2 separate regions of the Mus musculus genome follow, and region 2 is linked to region 1. A link is a loop called in an ENCODE intact Hi-C map of the cell type or tissue named here. Cell type or tissue: left cerebral cortex. All regions are shown on one strand.

Region 1 (8,000 bases):
TAATTTAATCCTTTACAGCATACAGATAATTTAAGTGAAGAAACACTGTAAGGTCACCCCAAACCAATCAGACCTAATTTTTGCAGTTGATGGCTGAGAACCTTTGAGGACCAGCCTGTCTTGCAGAATCTGCCAATGACTCTGGCTTTAGCATTCATGTGGCAGGTAAACTGAGGCAGGCAGCTGTTAAGGTTCAGTGCTTAGAGCCACTGACAGGGTGGATCAAGATACCTACAGGGGCTGCTGCTTTTCAAAGGCAGCCAGCGATTAGAGAAATTACTCAGCAGACTTTTTTTTTTCCTGAGGGAACAAAGCTTAATTTACTGGGGCTGCACTCTTTGTGACTAGTGGAAAAACTATGAACTCTTTTAACTCCTTGGAACTGGTGAGAAAGAGAAGGAAAGAGAGAAAATTCATAAACCCCATAAAGTGTGCACATGTGCAAGCATATGCACATGCACACTCACACGTGCACACACACACATACACAAACACTGGATGAAACAAAAGACAGAGTTCAATAACTTCATACACACACATATATACATACATGTATACAGGCCTACAGACAGACATACATAGTCACATGTAGAATGGTTAGAGCAAAGCTCCTACAAGCAGCTCTTAAGTATTCCACACATGCATACATAAATATACACAGTTGATACATGGAAGGCACAATGTTCCAACCTCCATTTGCACAAACTTTGTGTATACATACATAGTTGATGGATGGGAAAGACAACCACACCACACCACACTACACCACACCACACCACACTATACCATACTATACCATACCATATCATACCATACCATACTATATATACTATTACCCTACTTTGATCTTTCTTCTATAGTTTATATGTCCAAGCAAAATCTTTCAAGCAGTACACAATTGCAATGTGATTATAGTTTAGTTTTCTTCTAGTGAATTATTATGAAAAAATAATGTTTTTCAATAACTTTATAAGATATAACATTACATACTACAAGTAAAGAAAACAAATTATTCTGAAAAACCCATATAAATTCATAATTAAGCAACTCGTTGTGGATTAACAAAGTGTAAGCAAGCAAGGGAGTTTTCTCAGCCAGTTTCTCTTACTGGAAGGCAGCATTTTATTGTTTATCTTTAAAAGTAATCTTGTAAGAATCTTAACTTTTACCTAAAAATCAGTCATATCTACCTTAAGTCCTCAAATTGCATATCTATTCATCATCATTTCTCTATGAATCATATCAGGAAGGTGAGGGCAAATATGGGTGTAAGAAATCAATCAGCAGCAGCCCAGCCTCAGTGAGAATCACGTCAGCCAGGGCTGCCATTGTTTTGTTCTCTGAACAACAAAAGTTCCCGAGTTTAACTAATAAGAGTGTGCCTTTTTTAACTTCAGGTTGTATCCTAAGATTTTCTACATCAAAGACAGTAGTAAAAACACCTCAACCTTGGTTCCCTAACTTTATTTTCCCAAACATTTTCTAAGGGTGGTAGTCATTTTTGGTAATCTATGTCTCTAAGTTCTTCTCTAGGGTGGTAATAGAATCATTAAACTGCTCCAGGAGAGATGCCTGAAAGAAACCAAGCATGAGCATGGTGAATGCCAGAAGTACTGTCCAGTGAGTGACTTGAAGCCCCCTTAAAGTTTTCATATAGTCCTTAGATTAAGAGGGATGTGATGGTAGCAAGCAGAGCAGAACTCCATAAGAGCACAGTCCTCCAGGTCATGCTACACTGAGGCACACCCATGTGGTTATGGTAACCCATGGACTGCATTCCATGAGTTCTAAAGCCATTTGTCGTTCTTCATGCATGGCCCTGAGCAAGAATCTTGGTGTCATCACTCGGGAGTCATCCAATGCTGCGGAGACACCCCTGCAGCCCACGCACAGGCAGCTCTCTTCACTGTGCTGCCTCCCATCACAGAATGAGGACAAGAAGCCCATGCCATGGGGTTTGCTTCTGTATAGAAGATAAGTGTCTGGCAGAGCTGCTGTGTCTACCACTGTCTCTTATTGTGCATTTAGACATATGCTATGTTAATCAGTTTATTTCCATCTTTACGAAGTATGGTGGGACGAGGGAGGGGTGGCAGATGGACAGCCCTGCCTCTGTGGATGCTCACAGGAGAAGCACTTCTAGCAACAAGGCATCTGCTTCTCGCAAGACCCTCTAGTGGGTGTTGCCTCTGAAAGCGCTCTCCAGGATTTAAATACAGCAAATCATTCTCTAACTGTAAAAGAGACATACACTTAGGATGTATGTACATCACATCACATCACATCACATCACATCACATCACATCACATCACATCACATCACATCACACATGGCATGCCTCCTGGCTACTGTGTACTACATTCAGTCATACCTTCATTCAGTAGCTACATAGACTGCTTGCTCTGTATTCTCTCTTGAGAGATTGGAATGAACACCCATTCTATTCCACTCGGTCATTTGATATTCTCTGTGTGTCTCTCTCTGTCTCATCCCTCTCCATCTCTTCCCTCTCCATCTCCTTCTTCCTCCATCTCCTCCCCCACCATGTATGTGAACATATGAGTCGTGTGTCTGTTTGTAGACTCACTCTCCCTCAGGCAGTCTTCACACTGGCTATCTTTGTGTCTCCACTTCTGAGTGCTGGGATTATGAACATATGTCACCAATCTCAGCTCGATCATCTGATCATCATAAGCCTTGACCATGGTCTCCAGGTGGAAGTAGAAAAGGCATTCTATAATGACTCTGACTTTCATGTGTCTAATGGTGAGCTGTGTACATGCATGGTTAAATGAGAGGAGCAGAGCAAAATGGATGCTAGCCGTTTTCCGCAGATGCCTCTTAATTGTTTCCTAATCCTATCTTCCAACTCTCACTAGAAGAATCCCTGACACTGAAATTGTGATAATCACTTCATCTTAAGCCTTTTGTAGGAAAAAATATTGTTGCTAGCTACGGAACCTATGATAATATTTCCATGTTGCAGCCAAGTACATCTGCGTACCGTGCCAGCAAGAAGTGAAGAGAGGCTGGGCGGTGGTGGCGCACACCTTTAATCTCAGCACTCGGGAGGCAGAGGTGGGTGGAGTTCGAGGCCAGCCTGGTCTACAAAGTGAGTTCCAGGACAGCCAGGACTCTAAAGAGAAACCCTGTCTCGAAAAACCAAAAAGAAGAAGAAGAAGAAGAAGAAGAGGAGGAGGAGGAGGAGGAGGAGGAGGAGGAGGAGGAGGAGGAGGAGGAAGAGGAGGAAGAGGAGGAAGAGGAGGAGGAGGAGGAGGAGGAGGAAGAGGAGGAAGAGGAGGAAGAGGAGGAAGAGGAGGAAGAGGAGGAAGAGAAGAAAAAAAGGAAGAGGAGGAGGAGGAGGAGGAGGAGGAGAAGAAGAAGAAGAAGAAGAAGAAGAAGAAGAAGAAGAAGAAGAAGAAGAAGAAGAAGAAGAAGAAGAAGAAGAAGAAGAAGAAGAAGTGGTGAAGAGAGGATAGATGCGAAGCTATGCTCCGTAGGAGCAGCCAAGCTGCTCACCTGCTTCTGAGCTGAGGTGCTGAGGGAAGGGCCTCCTGCAGCCTTTCCCAGAGCACTGGGTCTGAAGCATGAAGCTTGCATGGGCCATCTTGACTGCTGGGCTTAGCGATGTGTGGCACGATTTTGGCAGCGTGCTTCCTATTTCTGCTTGCAGACTGTTGGTGTCCTTATTAAGTCAGAACTAGAGATGACGTGTCCCATTCCCACAGGACAGCTGGCAGTTTAGAAGATGGTATTTTTGGAGAGTTACTCACTCTATAATCACTGTACTTGGTGCAAGCTGAGCAGCCCTTGGAGGCATTGACAGAGATGGCCCTTTGTTCCTCCAGGACCCACTTCCTACACTCCTCTGCCTTGCAGCCAGTATTGAGACTCATTCTTGAAATTTCCTTCTTTTTGACAGATTCTTCTTTGTTACACACACACACACACACACACACACACACACACACACACACACCATCCTCCTGGCTCCTAAAAATAGCTCTTCTTTGATGTTGTTCCTTGGCCCCATCTGTGTCCTCTCTAGCCTTTTCTGTCTCATTGTCTCATGCTGTGTTAGAGTTAAATAGATTTATCTGAAGCTCAGTCTCAAATCTTCACTTTTAGCCCATTACCATCTTCTTACATACAAGGCAAGTTGCTTATGTGATAATTTAGGCTTGTATGTTCCCCAAACATAGCCATTTGACATACCTCACATCCACACCCATGAATGCACCCTTTCGTGTCCATCCACCAGAAAAATAAATGGAGTTATCTTGTACTTCTTCATTTTCTTACACTTCAAAACCCAGATTCTGACTTAATGCCCACTGTTGTTGACCCCAGGCGTAGCCTTTTTACCGCATAGTACTTAGGGTGGTATGTGGAACTCTCAAGTTTGAATCCTCTTGTGTTCCATTCTCAGTTGGAGAAGAGAAAGCCCAGTGGCTTTTCACACAGGGATCTTAAGATAGGGAATGGTTGTGTAGTTTTAGAACATGAAAAGGAAAACCCAAAGCAACAAGGAACCAGATGGTAAGGCCGAGGCCCAACCACCTCTTGGTGTCAGGGCACAAATGGGAGAGCCTGGGGGCTCTCTGGTGAAAATTCTTGGATCTGAGGTTTAGACCACTCCAAGAACACGAGGAAGTTATTTATCTTGGTTCCAAATCTAGAGGCTGAAGGAAGAGACAAATCTAGGAGGGAGTTTTGCTCTTCCGTGGAACAGTTGCTGTTGTGTCGATGTCTATAGATATCTACCAAGTGGAAAGAAGAATATGTCAACCCCCTCCCCCATGCAGGGTTTCTAGCCTCCCTTAAGTATATCCTTTTGAAACAATCTAATCTAGTTGAAAAATTAGTTGATTTAGCAGGTTGAATAATTTGATGGTAAACCCTGACCAAATCATCGAAGAGTAGAATTGAGACCCTGGATTTGGGTATAGGAAGCTAAGCTGTATGAATTACACATATGTGTGTTTGAGTTCTCCTTTCCCAACAGTAAGTATTTTACTCCTAGTAAGAACTAATCATGCTCGCAGCAATTGTCTTGCCATCTTTTATAAAATGGGGCCTATCTCCCAATGATTCTGCATGCCATCCATCTCCGAGAGTCATTACTATTAGTTTATCTTTAGTAGGACGAGAACATCATAGATCCCAAAGAACACGTTAAATTTTAAAACTGACCATAGCACACACAAAAGAGAAGTATGGGAAGTAAGGAAAGAATAAGTTGTGCATGGTGCACATGCGTATTTGTGCTGCATTTAAACCTTAGCAGGGATGAGGGTTAGGTCTTGCCTAGTGGTTCTCATTCTGTCTCCTCCTTCCTCGCCAGCATCTCCCTTTGTAAAGACTGGAACTATGTGTTATGTTTTATTTTCCCTTTGTCCTTAGACAGGGTGGTCTAAATTTTAATTCTCAAAGGCTCCAAATATTCTGTCATCTAGGCTTTGTTTCTCACAGTTGCATTAATTTTGATTATTGGACATAGGATTATTTGATTACCCAGACGTTTGGGAAAAGACAGGGAGCAATATCTGCCAATACAATACCAAGAGGTATCCCCACTGAAAAGCTAAGTATATCCAAATCCCCTTTTCTCTGAGATCATTGTACAATAGCCATCCAATTTCTCTCAGTAACTGAGACCAATGTGCCTGCCACCCATATGTTTTTTCCTTCATTGTAACAAGACTCCAAAATGGCAGCAGAGCATCTCAGTTTGTTTTTTTTTTTTTTTCTTAATTTTGGCTCTACTTTCTGGGTACTAAGGTGATCCACTTTGAGAGTAGGGGAGGAGGTATTTCAAGAGCTTCTTTTCATCTCTGCCTTAGTGTTTCTGTCTCCAAATAACAGAAAGATCTGTGATAATGCTGGCAGTGGCTAACTAGATTCACTCTAGTTACCATATTCAGGAACTGCAGAAGTAACCAACTCACACTTTTCTGGAACTACTGTAAAATCAGTTTGGGTCCACATCTGTTTATAACCTTTTTTTTTTTTTTTTTTTTTTTTTTAACCCTGAATCTGGAAGTACTTTTAGTTTCTGAAGCTTTATTAGCACATATTGATTAGCCCAATTAACACATAATGAGCTTCACAACGTACTTGTTCTATATGTTTGTAACCTTACTAACACAGCATTCCCTCCAGTGACCAAGATAATGCTTTGGAACAACAAGCCGACTTCACTTCACAAACAACCATCCTTGGCAGAAGTATATGCATCTCTTGTTCTGTCTCATGATCATCCTATTGGATGGAACCAGACATTCGGGAAAAGACACGGAACAATCTCTACCATGAATGGCACAGAGAAATGCTGAAAGAAACAAGTGCTTTGTACAAAAATGTCCCTGCAGGCTTTGCCTATGGCGGTAAGAATGGTGGCAACGGGGCTCCAGGACTGAAAGGCTGGGAAGCTCAGAGAAAGAGAAGCAGAACCCCAGAATAACTTTAAAAAACAACAACAGTAACAACATACACCTTTAAAAAAATTCATCCTACAAGATGAAAGGATGTTCCCTTTTCTTTCTTTCTTTTTTTCTTACAGTTATAGAACTGAGTTTTGGAAATGTTATGGAAGCAGGAGAGGTGACAGAACTGTAGCTACATCCAGAGCTTCAAGTATTTAGTGTGGTGGTTAGAGCGTTGATTAGCAAGACACCAGACCCTGGGACATGAAGTGAATGTTTATATAGATTCAGACAAGGCTGACTTTCAGCTTTCTAATCTCCATGATCTTTTCCCTGGCAGAAAAATCAGCTCCATTGGCATCTCTACCTCGGTGCTCGAGGACCCAATCCTTGGTACTGGCTCCTTAGAGGGACAAGGGGAACTGGTTCTGGAGGTGTCAGCAGAATCTAAAAGCAGAAACAGTAGCTGCTTCTGGTACAAAGTGGCCCCACTGGGGTACTGCTGTGGAGATGCTGCTGTCTGCTATACACCACAAACAGACGGGAGCTGTGAAGTTTCTATTCACCTGCTCCTACATTCTGAACTTGTGCTTCCCAAATGCCCAGGCTTCTCCTCATCTAGCTGGCAAAGCATTCCTGGTAAAGCAGTTTGGAGATCTGGACCCATAGCATTATGCTGAGTTTGGAGCTGAGAGAAAATATACAAATACCTGACAGCTCAGCCCATCCTTCTTGGCGCTGGTCCCGAAGTCCTGAGACTTCATGCCCTGTGGATATCATCTCTCTACAGGAAGACTGACATATCCTGCCATGCCTTGGAGCAATATCTACCCATATTTTCTAATAGCAACACACTGATTTCTTTTACAGTTGTCATGATTAAAATATGCTTTGACAAAGCAATGCAAGGGAAAAAAAGGGTTCATTTCATCATGGTAGGTGGTCAAGACAGAAGGATCATGAGGCAGTTGGTCTTATTACATCCACATTCAGAAGAAGGGAACAATAAATATAAATACAGGGTGCTCAACTCTCTTTATCCATTCTTATACAGTTCAGGACCCTGTGCCTAGGGAATGGTGCCACCCACATTAGTCAACTTAATCAAGACCACTTCCCAGATAAACAAGTCCAGAAGCTCTTCTTCCATGGGATTTTGGATTCTATCATGCTGACGGTTACTACTAAACATCGCATATAGCTTCACTCTGTCCCAAGGGAAATGGTGTAAGAAGAAAGAATGCTTTCCCTGCTTTCGTCCATCAACAACTTTGTTGGAGAAAACCTTTGAAATTATTTTTACAGAGAGCAACATTCATCCTTGCCTGCCTTGATATATGTCTGGTTGAGTGTGTTCTATTTTCTTTGGTTTTCTGTAACCAGTAGGCACATGTCATCTCAGCCTGCCATCGCATGTGCTTTGGGTCAGATGTAGCCCATGAAACAATTGGAGAAAAATTGATCGAGGGCTTTGATTTAAAAAAATAGTAATTCCCTTGTGTGCTTTAGACAAGCAGTCTGACAAGAAGCCCATCATCCCAACTGCTGCTCATAAGATTTGGGACTTAGGTGGG
Region 2 (8,000 bases), 230 kb after region 1:
CTTACCTGTGGACTCAAAGGCCTGCCTCAAAAATAAATAATGACTCACTACAATGCCAAAGGTTAAAATTGCTATAAAGCATATTTCTCATATTAAAAAAATCTAGTGGAATTTTCTGGAAGGAATCCAAAAGGCTCCTGACAGAACTAGGGCTTTAGATGTCTGTCTCCTTCCATCACACCTCAGTCCCTGCTCCTCTGGTACCAGCAGAGAGCACAACCATAGTACCAGGCCTCTGGCTTGCCTTTGAATCTCTGGGTCAGTCACCATAGGATGTTATCCCGATGACATCATCACTACCTACCACCCAAGAACCAGAGATGACCCCAGCAGCCTGCTTTCCAGAGGGAATCCTGGTAGAATTAGCACAGGGACAAGTGTATGTTGAGATTGAGGTTGCAAATTGGGGGTGCTGGAAGCTAGATTAGCTGCAGGCTCCATATTGATATGAATCAGTACCAACCTCCTCCCCTGCTTCTTCTGCACAGGGATTGGCACCCTATGCTCCTAACAACCTGCCTCTTTGTGCACGCCTCACTTCCCTTCTGTAAATGGGCCATTCTGAAAGTTATTAGGCAGCAGCTTACTTCTAAAAAACTTTCTTACAGCAGGAAAGTCACTGGCTGCACACAGGGCTGTGTCCACAGTGCCATGCCCTTCAGAACTTGGGGAAACATTGACCAGAGACCCCAGGAAGGATGCAGGCCTCTTGGCCCTCAAACTCCTTCTGATGCTCTGATGGCCTCTTGGGCTTCCTGGCTTTAGGAAAGGGGTTGGTATTGTAGGGGGGTTGGTTCCAGGTTGGTATGGGGGGCTTCTTCTCATTCATCCCGTGGTTCGTCAGTTCAATGACTTACTAGTACTTGATAGACTCTGAATTGTCTAGGAACTGATTTCTAGCCAACACTCTGTGATCTAAGGCACTCATCTCATTAAACTTCCAGCAGACAGTGGGGTGAAGACGGCAGTGGCAATGCCCTGTGCATGGAAGGAGGGACACAGGCAGACACTTCACTCTCCACCACTCACTCCTCACCAGTTCATTCACACATTTTGCTCTCTCTCTCTCTCTCTCTCTCTCTCTCTCTCTCTCTCTCTCTCTCTCTCTCTCTCTCTCTTTCTCTCTCTCTTACTACGACTACGACTACGACTACGACTACGACTACGACTACGACTACGACTACGACTACGACTACTACTGGAGGGATTCTGCCTAGCCGGTTGGGAGCAAGGATGCTACTGTCCATCCTTCGGATTTCTGGATGTGCAGAGCAAGGGATTATGGGATTATGCCATCCCAACTGCTGTGGGTGAGACCCCCTACTCCAGGATGGCATATGTGAGGATGTCGCTTTGTGAATACAGACACCACAAGGTAAAGTGTGTGCCTTTGAAAGTCAAATTCTCCTACTCTCAGGAATTGATCCTTCAGTGCACAAAAAGCAGCCATTTTCTCTTATGGCTATTTTTTTCTCCATAAAGCACTTGTTTAAAAAAAAAATTATGTTACACCCCATACAACTGTTTTTGTTGTTGTTTTCTTTTGGTTTTAATCTTTGATTTTAAATGCAGTAAAGGGTTGCCCTAACTTTAAAAATCTAAAAAACTCTGAAATTAAATTTGGGGACACTGACCTGAGGCAAATAACTCAACACTATAAAACTTCTGCAGCAGAAAAGGCCTCTGCCCTCACCAACATTTCAGGTAGACTCTGGATTGTCTAGGAACTAATTTTTTAGCCAACATTGTGTAATCTAAGGCACTCATCTCATTAAACTTCCAACAGACAGTGGGGTAGGGATGGCATCGGTAGGTAATGTCCTGAGCATGGGAGCCTTTTTTTTTTTTCTACTTGAGATATTGGACCAGAAAGTCCTACACAGCAGAAAGCTCAGCCATGTGTGAACATGGCTAAGGATTCCAGGCCAATGGCTGCCTACTGGGGTGCAATAAATGCTTTGATGTAGTTCCCAGGTGTGTTCTTGGAATGTACTATTGACAGTGTTGTGACCAGAAACCTTCCCAGAGGAAGCACTGACCAGGGACAGCTGTAGATCTAGGCTGGGCTGAGAGAGAGCCTTGATGGGAACCGCCTCCTCCAATCCCTTCCCCTCTTCTTTTCCTCCCTCCAACTGTTCTCCCACACCTGATGTCTCCTTGCCTTGACCCATCGCTTCAAAGTTCTCAGCAAGGCACCAGGCTAGTTGCATCACCTACAAGCCATGATTAAGACAGTCAACCCACTTTCAACTTCATTTCTACTTAAATTTGCCACACACAAGCTAGACAGCAGAAGTCCCCAAAACTCAAGAGCAGAAATGCACTGGTGTTCTGAAGAGCAGGAACCCCGGTGGACCCTGGGACTTCCGTACCAGTAGCCTACAGCGAGGCGGGTGCCCAGGCCCAGTGCAAGAGAGTGGTAATCCTTCCCTCTGTCACTGTCATTTTGCCAAAGTAAGGAGGGAGCAGATCATCTGTAATCACCCACCGTGTCACAGGTACTTAGAAATATATCTGAGTGAAGCTTTTCTGTCTATTCCACTGTATCTGGTACTGAGGCTGTGAGTGGAAGTTAATGGCTACTTGTATGTTTCTGTAGCCATTTATATCTCCTGGTTAAAGCTGGGTACACAGGAGGCCGAACTCATGGATTCAGCCTATTAGCATCTCTGTCTCTAGAATGTCAGTACCATACTGTCACTACTATACAGAGCCAATGTTTTCTGTTGTTAGAGAGTCTTTGTAAAGTGAATGAACTGGGTCCCCGAGACTAGCCAGTGTCTGGCTTTGCTGTAGCCTGGGAGCACAGTCACAGCAGGCTTTGGTAACTTTGTCAGGATTTCCCAGGCTGCTTTTCTTTGATCTCTTTAATGTGCTAGATACCATTAGGAGTCTGTGGGCAAAGCAAGAACAGAGACCGCATTTATGCTGCAGACAGCAGACACATGCCTATGATTGACATTTGATATCCCATGATTATTGCGGTCTTACAATAGTCAGAATGAACCTAAGTCCCCATGGATGGATGTTTAAAGTGGGGGAAATGTGCTCCATATACACAACAGGAAACTATGTTTAAATAGTTTAGACATAGGAAGCAGTGGCCCTGTAATTTATAGGAACACAGGTAACCTTGGAGAGATAATCCAGGCATAGCAAAGGAAATACTGCGAGGGCTCACTTAAACATGTGGACTCTGTAAAAAGACATGCTCATCTGGAGAAGCAGGGCAACCAGAGGGTAAGGATCAGAGCACATATGACATGTGAATTAGACAGGAATAATAACTTCAAGAGCTCTGTCATATAACATGGTGACTATACTTACTAAAAATAGGACATGCTGGAAGGCTGGTAAGGGAACAGATTTTAAGTCTCTTTGCCATAAATGGAGATAAAAACTACGGTAGGTCATGAATATGCTAATTAACTTGATTCAGCAGTTCCACAGTATCTACACAGCTCAAAATGTCATATTGCATATCATCATAAACTGATACTATTTTTATTTACCGACCTTAAACATAACAAAAGAGAATATGTATAATAAATACTTCTTAAAAGATGAAAGTAATAGAAGAAAATGGCTTGGTTCAAGAGTCAGTGTCCCCATGAGACTTTGCCGCTAGTAAGATAAAGACACTGCCGTGGTACAAATGAGTCTGTGGACAGATGTCATGCCTTGATCTCAATAAACCTAGAGACAAGAACAGGTTCCTACAACTCACGTAGGAATGACTCTTTGTGACCCTAGAAGACGAGGTAAGGAACAGCAGCCTGCCCCCATGGCTGTGAAGGGCAACGAGGAGCTTGTGATGGCAGTCAACAGATTACCAGCATAGTCAAAGCAGGTCCCTCCATTCTCATGCTCCTTACCTAGTGCTGGCCCATTGGGGGAACCCCTTTTCCTTATTCTAAAGCACCTTGAAAACAATGTTGTTTGCATGTTGCTCTTGAGATAACTGGCCCCCTTTCCATTGCATCATAATGATAAGATGTGAGAAGAGTTGCAGGGGTGTTAAGGGCCCTCCTCTTTCTGGAGCTGGGGAGTTATTATTTCAGATGGAAACAGTTCAGCCACAGAACATCCATTAGTCAGGCTGCCAGCGTGTTGTGGCCACAATATCCATGTGGTAACCATCCCAACTTACTTCTTGTCCGCAGACCCCTCCTCATAAGCTGCATGCATCAGGCCTACACCCTGCTGCAGGCTGCATTCCCATCTCGGTGGGTGTGATGCTCAACCTTGATTATCAGATTGATGTAATTTAGCGTCACTATGGAAACAAACCTCTGGGCACGTCTTGATTGGACTAATTGAGGTAGGAAAACGCATCCTTGGTGTGAAGAGAATCCTAATCCTTCCATGGTGGAGGATGGAGGACATCCCAAGATGGATGAAAAGGAAAAGCTGGCTGAGGACCAACATTTATCACTCCCTGCATCCTGAGTATATAATGTAACTGGATGCCCCATGTTCCTGCCACCACTCTGGCTCCACCAGGATGGACTGCCCCTCCAACTGTGATCCAAGAGAACCCTTCCTTGCTTAAGGATTTTTTTGTCAGAGCATCACCGAAAGCAGCTCACTGCGTGAGTCATATCACTGCACTCCAAGTGAAAGCAAGGTGGCACTCTGCCACTCACACAGGCTCACGAGAGGGGTTGCAGGTGAGAGTGGAGCAGAAGTCTTCCCGTTTGGAGTGTCCTCTTCCAGTCATGCATCCCAGCATGACTTTCTCTTCCCACCCTGCTCCACGCATCCATCCCTACATGCCTCTGTGTTTAATGGATGCTGTCAGAAAGGCTACCAAGCAAATATGTTTAGTGTCTTTGGGAATGGAAGTTATGAGTTAAGGCTTCTGCCAGATTCAATCTTGGTCTGGGCATGATTGGAAAATGTGTGTTGTGGCCATCTGTCTAGAACTGACTGGGTGGAACGCTGAGACTTGCCACATCTGAGACAGGGTGGCAATCACATTTCATGGAAGAAAAATGGCAGTGAGCAAAACATGGGTGCAGACACCCACAAATTGAACTGTTAGGAGCCTTCACTCTCGAATTTGTACAGTAATGGGTTTTCCGCAAGAATGAACAGAATTGCCTTAGTTTTCCCCCTGCACTCTCAGTGTGTGCAAGTCTTCATTTATTTAAATACATGCATATGCCGTGTGTTCTCCACAGCCTCACCCACATTTGCCTTATCTAAACAGAGTCAATTTTTAGATTTTCATTTTCCAAGTTAAAAATCTTATTTTAATTTGGTTTTCTCTTCTTTTGAACTCCACTTGAAATATGATTTTTGCTACCATTTAACACATTTCCATTGATTTTTCTCTTAACTCCTTGTATTGAGTTTCAGAGCGGTGCCACAGGTCACTCAGCACCACCATGTTTTGAAGTAGACACCATGACAATGATAACAACTTTGGTTTCAGGTGCCTCCTCGCTCATAGATCACCAGAAAGCGTTTACATCAATCAATTGGCTCACACTTTACCCAGAGTGCTCTGGGGAGCAGAGCCTTAGGCTAGAATGAATAGTGCTGACACTGTTTGGGAACTGAAAGCCCAGGGTGGCTAGGGTGAAAAATAAAGAGGAATTAAAGCCAGAAGAAATGATAAGCAATCTGCTGCATTCCTGCAGGCTGCAGCTTGGGGGGCGGGGGTGGGAATGAAAGAAGCACAGCTGTCCTCTTAGCAGGGCATTTGTGTGGCACGCATTGAGGGGAATGTGCAAAGGAAAAGACTCCACTAGGTTCCCTTCTTGGAAAGGAGCTATCCTTGCTGTCTGGTAACTATGTGCTCCTGGGAGATTGACACCCCACATGCCAGGCAGGAGCACCCAAGTTTTTTGCAAAGGCTACAGAGACAAAATCCCACTGAGCCTATGACAGTTCACTCAAGCTTGCAAGGCAGACAAGAGGACAGACAGTCCCTGCTGGACTGCACATAGAGGACAACAGAAACCATGCCACCCAAGTCTAGCTTGTTGAAGCAAAGCATGTATTGGGGTTCCTTACGGAAATGAGAAGAATGAGTGGGTCCTCATGGGAGTAAGCGTTGGCTATTACTTATAGAAGCTTGGTAAGGAGTTCGTCACAGCAGCCTGGGTGTGAGGAGTGGGGAGGGGGAAGAGTGTTTCCTCACAGCCCTGGGTGGTGGGCTCCTCACTGCAGTGTGGAGCTTTGCCATCACACACTCACTGTAGTGCTGCTGCAGGTCTCTGTTCTTTGAGCATATGCAGGACTACTGGTAGATTCTATTTCAAGTAACTGCAGTTGGGAAAAGAAAAGGTGCATGTAGTATGTTCGGGTCTGTGTACATCATGATATTGCATAAGCTCTTACCCAAAATGAGGCTCCATCTGTCAAGGAGTTCATGAGAATCCCATCCTCTGTGACTTACACATCTGAAGACTAGAGGAACTGCACACACACACAGGAAGAAAAGAAAGAATGATATAAAGCCAAAGTAAGTATCCAATTTCCAGCCCTTAAATACACACAATGACTCACAATGATTTGACGAATGTCACTCAGCACCAGGCATATGTGGGAGGGCAGAAGCAGCAGTTTGACTACCGGGGAACCAGACATCTCTCTGTGTGCGGTATTCTATTAATTATTTTACTAACATTATGATAAGTACATGTTCCCAAAGCATTTATAATTCAGAAGTTTATTTCAATGTTTCCTTCAGTGTAGATTCTCAAACACTCCCAACTCTTGGAACTTAACTTGGGAACTGTCTGTAGGGGTATGAGACATGTGAGTCTAACTGTGCTGTGAGTCTGTCCCGTTGTCACTTGGATGCACATTATTCTTAGAGGTCTCCCATCTGTACGTCAGTGATTTACTGATGCTTGTCATCCTTCACGGTTTGAAGAAACAATCAAGGACGCTGAGGTGAAACCTCCATTTATAACACTGTCCATACGACCCCTAAGACTGGACCCCTAAGTGAATGATGTGGGTAACCCTAAGTGAATGATGTGGGTTTTCACGAACATATCACCAGCTAGCTGGGGGCACCGATGAAATGACAGAGATAAATGCTCATTCATTGAACATCCTCTAATTCTAAGAAGAGTGTTCATCAAATCGCATTACAGCATGCACACCCACATCCACCAGCTCACCATGCCCTTCTGTGTTATTACAGGGCCTTACACACCCCTCTTTATCCAGCATCTGAGTCTCCCGAGTTTATTAGTGTGCAATAACTAAACCCTTGCCTGTGGGCTCCACAGCGCCATCTAGTTAGTTTCCTGGAAGTTGGCACACCATGAATTCAGTTTGTCTGGGAGAAGATAGTTTTTCTTACTCTCTTGTAATCTTCCCACTGAGTAAGCACAGCTTGAAAGTGGGTTAAGATGCTCAGTTTCTCCCACTTTCTCTTACATTTCTGTCAACAAGACTCCCAATGCATTACCCATATTAGGATGGGGATCAGGGTGGACAGGAAGAGTGAAGATTCACTGTCCCATTGCTTCCACATACTCTGAGCACTGAGCTTGGAAAACCTGTGGTGCCCAGGCCAGGGAGCTATGCCACCAACTGCCCACAGATTAGACCCTCTTAGGAAGGATGCGGGTGAGGAAGGTGAGTGGAGATGTTTGTGGACACACAGAGCCCATCAATTCTCTTCCTGTTCTTTTTCTCCATAAGTGATGATGTGGGAATGGAAGGAGCCACTGATGTGATTTCAGGATAATCTTCTTTCAATGCACTGGGGCCACATTTCCAAGACAGAAATAATCAAATCTTCTGCCCCAGACTCCTGAACAAACCAAAGCAGGAATTACAACAAAATAGAACACTGAGGACTTGATATGTTCTCCACGAGTGTACACTTGTGTGTCCATGTGCATGCAAGTGTGTGTGTGCAAAAAAATTAAAGTCTCAAGCCAAGACTATAGATATCTGTTTCAGAGAGTGGAGAAATCTAACCTGAGTGCCCTAAGAGTTCCCCTAGGAGCCCAACTCAAGATGTGAACCAC

What was found. A loop is a pair of places that touch in the nucleus more often than their neighbours do. Peaks named below come from ENCODE experiments on the same cell type or tissue, not always from the same donor. Only the 100,000 strongest peaks of a DNase experiment are listed, where the experiment ranks them.
Region 2: a loop joins it to region 1, with 16 times the contacts of the local background. A loop is called at or near these places in 3 of 42 quality-filtered maps.

Annotation. Positions count from the first base shown.
Region 1 is chr17:11,381,742-11,389,741 of GRCm38, forward strand. The region is part of intron 4 of Prkn (parkin RBR E3 ubiquitin protein ligase); the gene reads left to right. Among named protein-coding and RNA genes, the nearest start is that of Gm41526, 250 kb to the left of the region's middle. In left cerebral cortex, no CTCF peak of the experiment used is centred here; DNase peaks (open chromatin) are centred at 2,014 and 3,692; H3K27ac peaks cover 2,501 bases.
Region 2 is chr17:11,614,445-11,622,444 of GRCm38, forward strand. All of the region lies in intron 6 of Prkn (parkin RBR E3 ubiquitin protein ligase), which reads left to right. Among named protein-coding and RNA genes, the nearest start is that of Gm41525, 46 kb to the right of the region's middle. In left cerebral cortex, a CTCF peak has its summit at 7,250; DNase peaks (open chromatin) are centred at 3,273, 4,666, 4,901, 5,434 and 3 more places; H3K27ac peaks cover 3,668 bases.